2 separate regions of the Homo sapiens genome follow, and region 2 is linked to region 1. The links are chromatin contacts, found by Hi-C or POLR2A ChIA-PET in ENCODE. All regions are on one chromosome and are shown on one strand. Each heading gives the region's core, a stretch centred on a gene start or an enhancer-like site at or near the end of the contact. The rest is flanking DNA. Distances are from core to core; before and after follow the strand shown.

What was found. A loop is a pair of places that touch in the nucleus more often than their neighbours do. ChIA-PET counts read pairs that join two places held with the same protein, here RNA polymerase II (POLR2A). Pooled maps may share reads with other maps.
Region 2: a pooled map shows a loop between it and region 1 (4-fold over the local background). The contact joins two enhancer-like sites. A Hi-C loop is called at or near these places in 5 of 50 pooled maps. POLR2A ChIA-PET finds 5 or more read pairs at or near these places in 2 of 52 experiments (A673 and activated CD4-positive, alpha-beta T cell).

The regions. Positions count from the first base shown.
Region 1 is chr19:13,878,978-13,886,015 of GRCh38, forward strand. NANOS3 (nanos C2HC-type zinc finger 3) reads left to right here. Exons shown (of 2, transcript NM_001098622.3): 2 at 1,465-1,780. The coding sequence ends at 1,526. BRME1 (break repair meiotic recombinase recruitment factor 1) reads right to left here. Exons shown (of 9, transcript NM_001345843.2): 7 at 6,984-7,038; 8 at 4,331-4,423; 9 at 3,371-3,975. The coding sequence ends at 3,825. Among named protein-coding and RNA genes, the nearest start is that of NANOS3, 5.4 kb to the left of the region's middle. RefSeq lists enhancers at 1,019-1,168, 2,292-2,381, 2,972-3,121, 3,947-4,792. Within about 2 kb of position 1,859, at least 17 of the 41 ENCODE cell types and tissues checked have a DNase peak (open chromatin) inside an H3K27ac peak, as active enhancers do.
Region 2 is chr19:14,165,691-14,172,624 of GRCh38, forward strand. ADGRL1 (adhesion G protein-coupled receptor L1) reads right to left here. Exons shown (of 23, transcript NM_014921.5): 4 at 4,992-5,101. ADGRL1-AS1 (ADGRL1 antisense RNA 1) reads left to right here. Exons shown (of 3, transcript NR_045214.1): 3 at 3,087-5,574. Among named protein-coding and RNA genes, the nearest start is that of ADGRL1-AS1, 32 kb to the left of the region's middle. RefSeq lists an enhancer at 1,761-2,260 and a silencer at 2,131-2,320. Within about 2 kb of position 1,646, at least 7 of the 41 ENCODE cell types and tissues checked have a DNase peak (open chromatin) inside an H3K27ac peak, as active enhancers do.

The DNA of each region.
Region 1 (7,038 bases), core at 609-3,108:
GTCACCCAGGCTAGAGTGCAGTGGCGCGATCTTGGCTCACTGCAACCTGTCTCCCGGGTTCAAGCGATTCTCTTACCTCAGCCTCCCGAGTAGCTGGGATTACAGGCACCCACCACCACGCACGGCTAATTTTTGTATTTTTAGTACAGACGGGATTTCACCATCTTGGCCAGGCTGAGTCTTGAACTCCTGACCTCGAGATCCACCCGCCTTAGCCTCCCGAAGTGCTGATATTACAGGCTTGAGCCACCATGCCTGGCCCCCAGTGAGGTTTTAAAAGAGAAACTCGTTCTAGCAACTTAAATTGCCTTTGAGGAAGTCAGCTAACAGAGGAGGGGCCAGTCTAACTAGGTGTGTTTGGGCACTGCCTCCCCCAGCAGACTGTGAGCTCCTGGAGGATAGTGACTGGGAGAGGACGACCCCTCCCAACTACTCTCAGGCAGCTTTGCAGTGAACATTTCTTAAAGTCATGAAAGGGTCAGGTGTGATGGCTTACACCTGTAATCCCAATACTTTGGGAGGCCAAGGCAGGAGGATCGCTTGAGCCCAAGAGTTTGAGACCAGCCAGGGCAACATGGTGAAACCCAGTGTCTACAAAAAATTAGCTGGGCATGGTAGTGTGTGCCTGTAGTCCCAGCTACTTGGGAGGCTGACGAGGGAGGATCGCTTGGGTCCAGGGGACAGAGGCTGCAGTGAGCTGAGATGGTGCCACTGCACTGCAGCCTGGGCAACACAGCAAGACCTCGTCTTAAAAAAAAAAAAAAGCACTGGTCATGGTGGCTCATGCCTGTAATCCCAGTACTTGGGGAAGCTGAGGCAGGTGGATCACCTGAGGTCAGGAATTCAAGACCAGCCTGGCCAACATGGTGAAACCCCGTCTCTACTGAAAATACAAAAAATTAACTGGGCATGGTGGCATGCGCCTGTAATCCCTGCTACTCGGGGGGCTGAGACAGGAGAATCGCTAGAACCCGGGAGGTGGAGGTCGCAGTGAGCTGAGGTCACGTCACTGCACTCCAGCCTGGGCGACAGAGTGAGACTCCGTCTCACAAAAAAAAGAAAGCATGAAAGACTGCCTCCAGGAGAAGATAGTGTTTCCTGTGAGGTTTGATGCTGTCTCACTGGGAGACGCTGGAGGCCAAAAGGACATAGGGAAGATGGTGTCCTGCGGCCAGCCTTTCTGATGAACAACTTTTGGGAGTAACAGATCCGGGGACCCCAGAGCACGGCGGCCACGAGAGGGCACCACAGTCGCAGAATCGGAACTCCTGTGCTTTGTCTCGGGCTCTGGGTCCCAGCGGGGCCGCCCGGCGGAGCCAGAGACGTCACGGGGTCGCTGTCTCCGGAGCAGCCCCTGGGTGGCGCCAGAGGTCCAGCAGGCCCGGAGGCCGAGTCCGTGGGCAACTTGGGGAGCGTTGAGTCATCGCCTGTGATTAAGCATTTCTCTCCCTCCCCCTCCACTAGGTTTCAGAGGTGCCGGGAAGTCTGAGCCTTCGCCCTCCTGCTCTCCCTCCATGTCCACCTAGGAGGCTGCCTACACCTGGGCAAGGGCACCCGGGCTCGGCTGGATTTCCAGGAAGACCCACCCTATGACGACTGCCCCCACTCCCAGACCCTCCCCCCAGCCTGGGATTGAGCCCTGGGGATGACCCGGGGTTGGCAAGGGAAGAGCTGAAATCGCCCTGTCCTTGGGGACCCCACCCTTTGTGCCATCTGCCGTTTCCCTAGTGCTGGGCATCCAGTCAGCCCTCAATAAATGCTTATGAATGGATCAACAACAGACAAGCCCTGGTCTTGGGACAAGGTGTAGTGTGAACCTTGCTGGGAGTCCTGTACCTAGATCTCCCCTTCTCCTTCTTTGAGTTTCGGCACCCTGGGGTGCTGGGGTGAGCTGCTTTGTGCAGAGAAACACAAGTGGGTGCCTTGGGGTAGCTGGGGGGGTTCATGGCACCTCAAAGCCAGATCGACATCATGAGACCCTTTCTGTGGACATTTGGTCTTTCAGCCACCCCCTGCACTGACATGCAAGATGGGTGGACTCCTCCCATCCCACCCCCAGCTCCGTACTGGAGGTGGGGGCTTCATTTGAGGAAGAAATTGACACACAACTAGACAGAGCCCCCCCCCCCGACATCCTCATCACTAAGGAAGGTGAATGTTTATGTCACCATGGATGCCCCAGTGACAAGCCAGGCAGTTTAGAGCAAGGGAGGGACATTTAGGGGGCAGGGAATGGGACCATGTCCTGGGTGGGCTTGGGCAGGAGCAGAAGGATGGGGCTGTTCTGGCAGGGCGGGGGGGAAATGCATGTGGGGGAATCCCCACACCCCTGCCTGCCTCCTCCACCTCCAGATCTTGTCCTGTTGGGGCAACAGGTGGCAGTGCTCAGGAAGCCAGTGCGCCCACTGTGCAGTCCACATTCCTACCCCGCCCCCGTCCCACAAACCAGCCCTGAGGCCTGTGGTCTGGCAGCGGGGAGCAGGAATCGAGCTCTTTGCTGTCCCCTCTGCCCTTGGCTTTCCGACTTAAAAGACTTAAATTGGAACCGGAGGCCCTGGGGATGGGGGTGGGCTCTTGCAGACAGCTGGGTCGTGGAGGGGGAAGTGGGGAGGAGGAGAAAGAAAACAGAAGGATCCCAGCGGCTCCCAGGGTCTGGGAATGGAGTTACAGTTTCCTAGGGCAGAGCCGCTGGGGCTGGAGACCCGGGGAACTGGGCTTACACCAGGGCATGTCCTGGTGGACAGGGGGCTCACCTGGGTGTGAACCCACCCTGCTCTTTCCTCCCCTCCTGCATCAGGTCTCCAGGGTGTAAGGCTGCAGGGTGGGAGGAGGACCCCGCCTGAGCCATGGGAGCTGGGGTGCAGGAGTCACAGAGTGCTTCATGATGTCGAAGGTCCAGTCAGCCTTTCAGTGACAGATTTCACAGAGGCATTGTTTTCTGTAAACTGGGGATGACAGCAGCCCCTGTGGTTGCTAACAGGACTGTCATCTGGCTCGAGAGGCTTGCGTGGGATGAGAAATGCCACGACTTCAGCCATGTTTGCATCCATAACCTCCTGGGATGGCCTCCTTCCTGTCTGGGGCCCACAGGCAGCTTGTCCTGGAGGATGGGCCAAGCCACCGGAGCGCAGGACTCACCCTGCAGCTGGATGATCGCCCAGGGCGTCTCTTAGGCTTCGACCCGCGTGTATGCTCAAGAGCCTGCACACAGATGTGGGCACACAGTCACCCACCCCTGGAGATTCGCCCCCCCCTTGCTTTCCCAGGGAAGCTGAGGCATAAAACTCGTAGAGGGCGAGGAGGAGGAAGTGGGTAGAGAGGTTTGTGGGCGGAAGGTGAAGGAACTGAAGCCTCAGCCCCAAACAGCAGGTCACGGGGCCTCTACAGAATCATTTATTATGGGTCTTCCCAGAAGAAATAAAATGGAAATGGGGAGAAAGAAAACAAAGGGAGCTCTCTTCTCCTCCAGGAAAGAAACAAATTCTGAACCATCCATACTTGGCTCAGGACCCTAAAATTTGCAAATCCGGACAGGATGGGCCCTGCTCAGAGGTGGCCAGCTTCCTGGAGCCCAGGCCCGCTTGAAGTCACTGGGGCTGTGGGAGACACAGTTTCCCTCCCTGAAGCCAAGGGTGGCAAATGACCTTGACCCTGGCCAGGTGAGGCCAGGACCTCACGGCCTCCTTTGTGTTGTCCATGGAAGACCAACTTCCGGGCAACTGAAGGGAGGTTTGTAGGGTCCACTAGGACCCCCTGGAGCATCTTGGAGGAGGTCTGCGGACATGGGGGCTGGGTGGCAAAGGAAACACAGACCTCAAAGTGGCCTACAACTCCCTCCAGGGTGGGTCCCCTCGAGGGATATTCCCAGGCCCCTTGGAAGGGTAAGGCAGGGGGGCTTTGCCTCCCAGCTTTGTCTTCCGGTAGTTAAGGCGCTTGAAAGCTTCCAGGTCCCGGTGGGTGCCCATGATCAGCCGGCTGTGGGGGAAACACAGGCATGCGTGTGGGGCTCAGTGGTCACCAGGTGACAGAGGGGGCCGCGCCTCACAGCCACATGGTCACCAATGACTCAGGTGCACACACACGGCTCACACACGTGCACATAACCAGAAAGGGCCTGTTGTAGCACAGGCTGGGCCTGTTGCAGCCTTTCTTCAGAGCCTGTGTTCTGCAAAGGACGGGGGAGGGGGGCCACGGTGAGGACCCAGCAGCAGTGAGGTGCCTGACCCTCGCTGCCCACCTAGGGGCTTCACACTTCAGTCCCTCCCTGCTCCTCTGAGTCCCCACTGGCCTCCCGCAGACCCTGTGCCGTGAGTCCAAGCCCACCCCGTACTTCAGGTTGGAGAGCTCAACGATGAGGCCACGCACGACGTTGGTGGCATCCTCCATCCTGGAGGCCTCAGAGGCCTGGATCCCCACGAAGGTCCTGGCCAGCAGGGAAGGAAATTGAGAGTGGCCCGACCTCACTGGACTACCAGAGCTCTCCAGTGGGAGGGGCTTCCGCAGGGCCTCGCGCCATCTTTTCCAGGTGTCCAGCCTGTCCTCCTCTGTTCACGACAGAACCCTGATGGCCAACCCAGCTGGCTCCACTGCCCAGCAGGCCCAGAACCCAACCGCTTCTCCCCTACCTGCCCTGCCCTCTCAGGACGCTGCTGCCACCGCCTCCCTATCTCCTGCCCCTGTGGCTTGTCCCCCACAGGCACTGGGGGCTGTGAACTTGGAAACCTAGCTCAGAGGCAAGCCCTCTCCTCCCGCAGCTGTGCACCACCTGCCTGCCCCGTGCCCTCCCCTCATCCCCCGCTTCTCCCCTCCCCTCGGCTCTAGCCACACTAGACTCCTGGCCATTCCTTGAGCACCTCTCAGGATTCTGGAATGTTCTTTCCCAAATGTCTCCTCCTGGTGGTGGCTTCCCTGATTCCTCCTTACATTTTAACCCCTTCTCCGCTGCCTTTTTTTCCCCAACACTCTGCCATCTGACTATCTAATCTGCTGTCTCTCATGTCCCCACACCCCGAATCCCCCAGTAGCATTCAACTCTGTGTTTTGTCCCACACTGCCTCCCCAGCACCCAGGGCAGTGCTAGAAAGGCCAGCCCAGATGGCATTCATATCCTTGGAAGGTTTGGGAGGTCAAGGTGGGAGGATGGCTTGAACCCAGGAATTCAAGACCAGCCTCGGCAATGTAGTGAGACCCCCATCTCTACAAATAATACAAAATTAGCCAGGCATAGTGGTGCGCGCCTGTAGTCCCAGCTACTCAGGAGGATGAAGTGGGAGGATCAGTTGAGCCTGGGAGATGGAGGCTACAGTAAGCTATGATCCTGTACACCAGCCTGGGCAACAGAGCAAGACTCTATCTAAAAAATATCCCGCCAGGCACGATGGCTCATGCCTGTAATCCCACCACTTTGTGAGGCTGAGGCAGGTGGATTACTTGAATCCAGGAGTTTGAGACCAGCCTGGGCAACACGGCAAAATCCCATCTCTAAAAAAAAATATACAAAATTAGCCGGGTGTGGTGGCGGGTACCTGTAATCCCAGCTACTTAGGGGGCTGAAGTGGGAGAATCATGCGAGCCTGGGAGATCGAGGCTGCAGTGAGCTGAGGTTGCACCACTGCACTCCAGCCTGGGTGATGGGAGTAAGACTGTGTCTCAAAAAAAAAAAAAAAATCACGGAAGAGCCAAGGAGCCACAGAACACCTCCCCCACCCCACAGAACAGGTGCCACTCTCAGACACAGGCAGTACAGGTGGCCAGGCGGGTAAGTGGGGGCCACCCGCCCTAAACCCGCCCATGCCCCAGGCTTCGCAGCACCTCCGGGGCTGTCACTATGGAAACTGCTGTCCTGCTGCTCCTGCCTTGGTCACCCTGAGGTGTCTGGCAGCCCCTGGGTCTTAGCCTCTTGTGTGTGTCATTCAGCCTCAAGCCACCAAACCAGACCCGGGGCCCTCTGGGAGCTTCCAGACATCCAGGACGGTGGGGAGGGGAGCTGCATTGGCCCTGGGACGCTGTCGGAGATTCAGATGTGAACCCTCCCGGCTCTTCACTCAAACCACAGCGGGCCGCTCTGATGAACTGCCTCTGGTCCACGTGCAGGTTGTGTGTGTGGCTAAGGGAGGTGGCCAGTGGCACAGCAGGTACAAGTCACAGGGAGTGACGGCAGGAGGCAGGGACAGAGCCGCCCTCTGCTAGGGGAGGAGAAGGAGGAGGAGGGTGTGGGGGCCACACACAGCCAAGGGCTGAGTCCCAAACCCTCCTCCACCCCTGCCAGACAGAAACAGAAACTTGGCCATAAATAATTGATAAGCTGCCGCCTCTGCAGAGAGGCAGGTTCAAGTGCCAGGTAACAGAGAGGGCAGCCACCCAGCGCTGGCTTCGAGGAGGGCTGTGGGAGGGCACGGGAGGAGGGGACAGGCTGCGGAGACCCCGGGCATGGTGCGGGGGAGAGGGTGCCCTCCTCACACACAGCAGGCTGGAGGACGGCTCACTGGTGGCCTGTGGGAGGGAGGAGGTGGTTCGCCTAGGGCAAGAGCCAAGTGGGGAGGGGAGGAGGTGAGGGCAGGTTAGACTCACTCGGGTGCCCGCCTGGTGCCAGAGCTAGGAACAGCTCCAAGATGGTCTCAGCCAACAGTTCTGAGCCCTGTCTGGGTCCCCTCCCCTTCCCAGGGACTCAGGAGGAAGCTTTGGCCCCTCTTCCCAGAGAGAAAGAGCCCACAGAGCCGGAGGCACTGTCCCAGGGCTCCTGGGGAGCTTCTGGGTGGGGAGATGCTGGGTTGGGTGTCGATCACTGGTCACTGTCGCCCATTCTCTGCTTTCGGGGAGCAGGGGAATGTATACAGTTTGAAAGACAGGGCTCAGCTCCCCTGCTGGACTGAGGAAGTCGAGGCCCAGGGAGGGAGAACTGGGGTCTGTCTCCTCCATCTGTCACCCTCCTTGGTAAAATTTGTGAGGGTCCTGGAGCCACTTCTCACCCACGCCACACCTACCTCGGCTGGGCCTTGGCCACTGCAACAGGGTCTCCATTGGCATGTGAGCTGGGGC
Region 2 (6,934 bases), core at 396-2,895, 290 kb after region 1:
GGAGAAAGAGAGGAGACTGGAGGGGTGTGGTGAGGGGGCGGACCTGGGGCCAGCAGCCCAGGCCTCTCTGAGATGGGGGAGAGGGGAAGACGGGGAGGGGAGCAGCTCAGAGGGACCCTGCCCCACCTCCTTCGGAAGGGATGCTCCACAGACCACTGTAATTTCAAGGCAAAAGGGATCCCTAAAGGCCATGTCCTCCAGCCCTGCCTGCTGCTGCCGGCCTCAGATGGGTAAATTTCCCAAAACTTTCTGGAGAGGAAATGGTCATCCCTAACATCTCACCCTAGAAGCCCCTCAGCAGCAGCACCTCCGCTCCCCCCAATAACAGCCAGTAATGGCCAGCCCCATCCACTAGGGAGTTCTCTGCTAGAAATTACGGAGTCTGTGGAAGTCCCCAGACTGTGCCCCCGCCGCCCGCCGCCCATCTCCCTGGTCCTCTAACCACAACAGCCCAGAAGAAACCCTGACTGCAGCTTTGCAAGTGTGAAAGAAACAGAGAACACGCTCCCCCACCCTTCGCTCCCCCAACCACGAGGCCCGCCCCCGCCCCCTCGCCCTCATTTTTTCATTTTTTGGCAGGCTGCCCCCTCCCAGGGCTGGGGACAGCTGACACCCCTCCCCAGGGCTGGGCCCCCAGCTGGTCAGAGATGGGGATCAGGTTGGGGGTGGGGAGGACTGGTGCTCCATGCTCCAAAACAGCTCTGGGCCTTGGAAACATCAAACCAGAAGGAACTTAAGCCACCAGGAGCCCGAGACATAGGAGAATCTGCTCCCCAAAAGGAAAACAATGGTGTCCCCTCCAGCCCGCCTCCCATGAACCAGAAACATGTTATAAAAGGTACAGGGGAAGGAGGAAGAGAGAGGGGAGAGACAGAGAGAGAGAGAGAGAGAAAGAGAGAGAGAGAGAGAGACAGCTCACCCGGTGCCCCAGTGGGGGAGCCGGGGAAGGGAGTCCCTCCCTCCCCACCCGCCCTGGATGCTTATACACTTCTCCTGAAGGAGGCAAAAGAAGTATGAGAAAAGGCCAGGTCCCCCGAAAGGGCCAGGGACCAGGAAGGAGGGACAGAGAGAGACAGAAACAGCGAGAGAGAGAAAATCCTGCCCAAGCTCAGAGAGGAGCTTCCGTGGGTATCTGGAGGGTGGAGATGCCCGTGGCCGCACCAGGGCTGGTCCCACTGGGAGGACAACCCAGGGTGGGGGATACCGACCGGACCAAGTGTGGGTTGGGGAGAGAAGAAGGGGCCGGGGGAGGGCAGGTCACATAAGTATGGTACAGGTAGAACAAAGTGTGAGTTAGGGGTTAGCATTGGTAACAGTGCGTTTACCTTTCTGCTCCACTTCTACTTTAAGCATCGGAAGAGAGAGAGAAAACAAATTGAAAAAAAAAATGTGCAAGAAAAAAAGAGAAAAAAAAAGAGATTAAATTGCTTTCGTTTCTTTTCTGGCAACACGCCCCCTTTTCCTTTCCTTCCTCGCTCCTGCTTCCCCAACCCCTTCCGTAGCATCAGCTCGGGCCCCCGCCCCCAGGTCCCTTCCTCTGGGGGTGGTCAGGTGGGGTGAGAGGGTGCTGGGGAGACAGTCAGAGGGACGAGGGGGACACACACAGGAGGGAGAAGACACAGAAAGACACAGGGGTGGTAGGGGGGTACAGGCAGGCAGACAGAGCCCTCAGGTGGGAGGGGGCACCCTTGGTGCAAGGCGGGGGCAGGGAGTAGGGAGCCCCAGCTGGGAGGTGGGCTCCGGTCAGAGGGGGCACCAGGGAGTGGTGGGGTGGATAAGCCACTCGGCTCCCTTCCCACCCTGCCTGCTGCCCTCCTGCTAGAACCAGGGGCCCCAGGGGAAGGATTTCAGTGTCTCCCAGGGCCTGGGCCCACCCTCAGCCAAGAAACAGGCTGAACTCCTTCCCCTTTATGCTGGCCTCACCCAGGTCCAGCTGACTTCCCCCAAGCCCTCACAACCCAGAAGAAGCAAACACAGAGAGAAGGTGGCAGAGCCAGACACAGAACGACAGGCAGACGGGCAGTTGCACCCGGGCCCCAGAGAGAGCCAGGGTTGGGGAGACGGAGGCAGAGAGGTGGCGGGGGTGGGGGACACAGACTGGGTGGGACAGCAAGTGGGGGCACAGACACGCTCCCAGGCTCCCCAGGGGCAAGTCTGAGGCTCGGCTTCTCTGCTCAACCCACCCAGGGCCCGGGGGCCCAGGAGCTGGGAGCTCCGCCCTGCCCGCTGCCCTGCGGACGGGCGGCACCTAGGGGAGGAAGGGGCGCGGTTAGACTGTGCTCAGCTGCAAAGCAAATCCAGCATTAGTCGGGCTTGTCCACTGTGTGGGAGGGTTCCCACACATCACGTGCCCCCTGCCACCCACCCCTGACCCACCCTCACCAGCACTGGGGTCACCCCCAGCCTCTGAAGCCCTGGGCCAGGTGGCTGCCCAGGCCGCTCCCCCTCTGCATCCCTGGCCCCTCAGGAACTTCTGACTGGAGGGACTGGCTCTCCTGGCCCCTCTCTGAAGGTTCCAGCAGGGAGCTCCGCAGGGGCAGCCTCTGCCTCCCTTCCCAGCGCCTCACCCAGGGCCTGGCACTCAGGAGATGCTCAGTGAACATTTTGGGGACAAGTGAGTGCCTGGCCTCCCTGTCCTCTAGCTACCTCCTGTCCCCGCTTTAACTCCAGCCTCCTTCCTCTGGAGCATCAGGAGTTAGCTCTGCCCCCAACATCCACCCCGTATGTGTGCACACATGTCTGCGCGTGTGTGTGTGTGCGTGTGTCTCCTGTCTCCCCAAGGGCTCAGGCTATCTCTCTTCCATCAGACAGGCAGCCACTCATCCTCTGAACTGTCCTGCCCTCTGTCCCTGGAGCCTGCCTGGTCTCTGTCGGTTGTAGCCCCTGGACCACGCTCAGGGCCTCGGCTCCAGGAGGTTTCTCAGCTCCTCTCCTCCCCTAGCTTCTTTCCTGCGGCTTGACCTGAGCCTCTCGTCTACTTGCTTTGGCTTCCACCTGGACCGAGGAATTTTTCCTGCCCTTTATCTCACCTGCCTCGGGAGAAGTTGGGTCATTATCCGTTGTTATTTTAATTTTGATTACCACAGCAATAATCGTAATTGACAAGAGGCATTACAAGGAGCTGCAACAAAAGCAACGACTACCAAGTGTCCAGCACTCACGAGGGGCCAGCAACTATGCTACGCACCTCACTGGCCGTCTTTTGAGAACCCTGTCTACAGATGGGAAAACTGAGGCACACTGAAGTGAGGCCACATGGCTGGCGAAAGCAGGCACCATTTCCTTTGCATCTACAGCTCGGGTGCACACAAGCTTGACATGCGTTGTCGCTACTCCTTGTGGCTTCCCAGGGAAGGCTTTTGACCCCTCTCCACCCCATCACAGATGAATAAACAGGCTCAGCTGGCTTAAAGGGCATTGGTAATATTACTGAGCACATCCTGAACCAGGCATGGGTCTGGGCGCTGGGGCGGCGGGTGAAGACGAAGCCTCTGCCCTTGGGAAGTTTACACTCGGCACTCAAAACCCTGCCACCAGGAGCGACTTTGTGGCCGGCCCTGGGCCAAGCGCTTCTCACATGTCATCTCATGGACTCACACCTCCTTCCGTAGTGGCCCAGAGAAATTAAATCATTTGCTCAAGGTTTCAGAGCCAGAAAACTCAAGAGCCCAGTCGAGCCTTGAACCTACACCCATCTGACTGCCCCCCTGTGCTGAGCTCGCTGCCTCCCACCCCCCTTCCCCGCTGTCCCAGCCGCGGGAGTCAGCCGTGTCCCCAGTGCTGTGGGGAGGCTTCAAGGAGCAGATGGGCATCCCCCTCGGTGGTGGCTGAAGGCCTCAAGCGCTGAAAGGAAAGGACGAAGAGTAAAAGAAGAAAATTACGGAAGCACAGAAGGGATCCTGTTTCCCCAGCATCGAGTCACCTGTGAGGAGAAATCAAAGGCTGGCAGGGAAGGTTGGGGTGGGAGGGGAGAGGAGGGAGAGTTACAGGGCCTCTTAGTCCCCAAACCCGGCCCGCCACACTCAGACACCCTGATGGCCCTGCCTTCTCCCCACTCTTCCCGGAGGCCCTACCACCAGGTTGACTACATGGAACCCATTGTGGGAGGAGAAGGGAAGGGATAATGGGAAGGAGGGAGGGAGGAGAGAGGGCAGGAAAAAGGTGATGTCAAGGGTGGGGTGCTGAGGAGGAGAGACCTTGTCTTTGTCTGATCCCTTTGGCCAGGTGCAAGATGGCCAGGCTCCTGGCTCCCCAAATCACTTTCTTCAGGCTGCCTGGAGGCCACCCTCAGTCCAACATGGCGGCATTTCCTTTGCAGACAGGAAGTGCCACATGGTAATGGGGAGACCAGTGAGGAGCTATGAATCTGTTGAAAATGCCCCCCAGCCCTTCACCCTGAATCTGCCACCAGGCCTCAGAGGATGGTATCCCACTCTATGGGTGTAGAGTCCAGCTTCCATGATTGGGAAGAAGTGTGTGGGGAGTGAGGGTGCTGAGAGAACGGTGTTGAGAGGGGCAGTGGGGTAAGTGAGAGGGAAGAGAAGGTAGATGAGAAGGGTCAGAAAAGGTCAGAAGAGTCAGAAAAGGAAGGGATGTGAGAAGGCGAGGGAGGCAGATGGGGGAGAAAAGCATAGAGGCCAAGGGAGAAGAGAGAGACGTAAGTGTGCCAGGCAGAGCACGGGACCATGGCCTGGCAGTGTGGAAATGAGTATAGGGTGCATGAAGAAGCAGGGTGAGTGGGCTGGGGTAAGGAGAGCTGGAGAAGGTGTCCCCACAGGAGGGGACAGAGTCTGTGAGGCGGGGGAGCAGGCACTGAGTGTGGACACTGGTGTCTGGGATTAGAGAATGTGTGTTGGAGAGAGCAGGCCCGGCTGTCCCCACTGTGCCCAGGCCCCATGCATGTGTGCACATGTGTGATGGGTCAAGGTGTCTCCTCCTCACTCACTCATGCGAGAAGGGCCCGCATCCGCACAAGGAACAAGATGACTCACTGTAGGGGACACAGTCGTACTGCACCTCCAGGTACTTGTAGGTCCCAGGACAGGGGTCAGGAAAGGCATCCGAGCCGGCGACCACCACGCACTGGGTGCGGTTGTTACACCTTCAGAGGAGAAACAGGGCATTGGGAAAGAAACACATAGACGGGGTGGCGGGGGTGGGGGTGCATGCTCCAGGGTCATGGTGTCATAGACACCCCCAAATTGGGAAGGGGCAGTGGAGCTGGAAACCAAGTGATATAGTTTGGATCTGTGTCCATACCCAAATCTCATGTTGAATTGTGATCTCCAGTGTTGGAGGTGGGGCCTGGTGGGAGGTGATTGGATCATGGGGGCAGTTTCTAATGAATGGTTTATCACCATCCCCTCCGTGCTGTTGAGATCTGGTTGTTTAAAAGTGTGTAGCACCTCCCCTGTTCTCTTTTCCTCCTACTCCAGCCATGTACGGCGTGCCTGCTTCCCCTTCACCTTCTGCTGTGATTGTAAGTTTCCTGAGGCCTCCCCAGAAGCAGAAGCTACTATGCTTCCTGTACAGCCTGCAGAACTATGAGCCAATTAAATGTCTTTTCTTTATAAACTACCCAATCTCAGGTATTTCTTTATACCAGTATAAGAACGAACTAACACACCAAGCCCAGAGGACTTGTGTGGGCACTTTTTGTTTCCTGCCTGCTCTCTCTTTCCCACCAGGGTTCTTCTATTTTCAGCCCCAGCACAGCATCATCCTCAGGGCTAAGAAGGAGGAGTCACCCGCTAAACAGTGCTTTCCTGGCCACCCCTCATCTCTTTCATTGTGAGTGTAGCTGACACTATTATATCCTTGGCATTTTTCTTTAAATGGACTTTAAAGCCCCTGCGCTGTTCACTGGAGAGTAATACATGTGAAGCCATGCACGTGAGGTGGTGTCTCTGCAAACTTACGATCAATGAAATGTTCAGTGTCCAGCTGTGTCCACTTCACACCATCTCGTGGACACATCCCACCCTTTGGGCAGTGCTGCTGTGCAGACTTATAGCCAGGGCAGCCAGGAGAGAGCATCCCCAGGGGAAAGCCATTCTCGGTTCCCAAGAGGCAACTCCTCCAAGTCACTGTCAACTTCCCAGGGGGCTGGCTAGCATGTAAGGGGGAACCTATTTAACAAAAAGGTGTGTCTCATCTGCTGTCTGTCCCCACTGTCAGGGTCTCTGTCCCTTGCAGCAGGCTGGGGCTAGGCCAGGCAGGACACGGGCATGCAGGACATAGTTTGAGAGGCTTCCCGACAGGTATGGGGCAGAAGAGGCCCTGTGTCTCCCCTTCAATCCTGCTCTTAACCAAGGGTACTAAACACAGGCAGACACTTGAGAAGGGACTAAGGATCTAGCAGGGAGAGAGAAAAATGGGGGGCAGGATGGGGTGTGGGAAGATCTGTCTGTATCCATCCACCTCATCCTCTTCTTTAAAAATAGAACACTGGCTGGGCGTGGTGGCTCACGCCTGTAATCCCAGCACTTTGGGAGGCCAAGGCGGGTGGATCACCTGATGTCAGAAGTTTGAAACCAGCCTGACCAACATAGTGAAACCCTGTCTCTACTAAAAATACAAAAACTAGCCAGGCGTGGTGGTGCATGTCTGTAATCCCAGCTACACAGGAGGCTAAGGCAGAAGAATCACTTGAACCCAGGAGGCGGAGGTTGCAGTGAGCCAAGACTGAGCCACTGCACTCCAGCCTGGGTGACAGAGTAAGACTCCGTCTCAAACAAAACAAAAGAAAACAAAAAATAGAACACTGGGGCAGGGTGCAGTGGCTCACACCTGTAATCCCAGAACTTTGGGAGGCCGTGGTGGATGGATCACTTGAAGCCAGGAGCTTGAGAGCAGCCTGGCCAACATGGTAAAACCCCATCTCTACTAAATAAACAAAAATTAGCCAGGCGTGGTGGGGCGCACCGGTAATCCC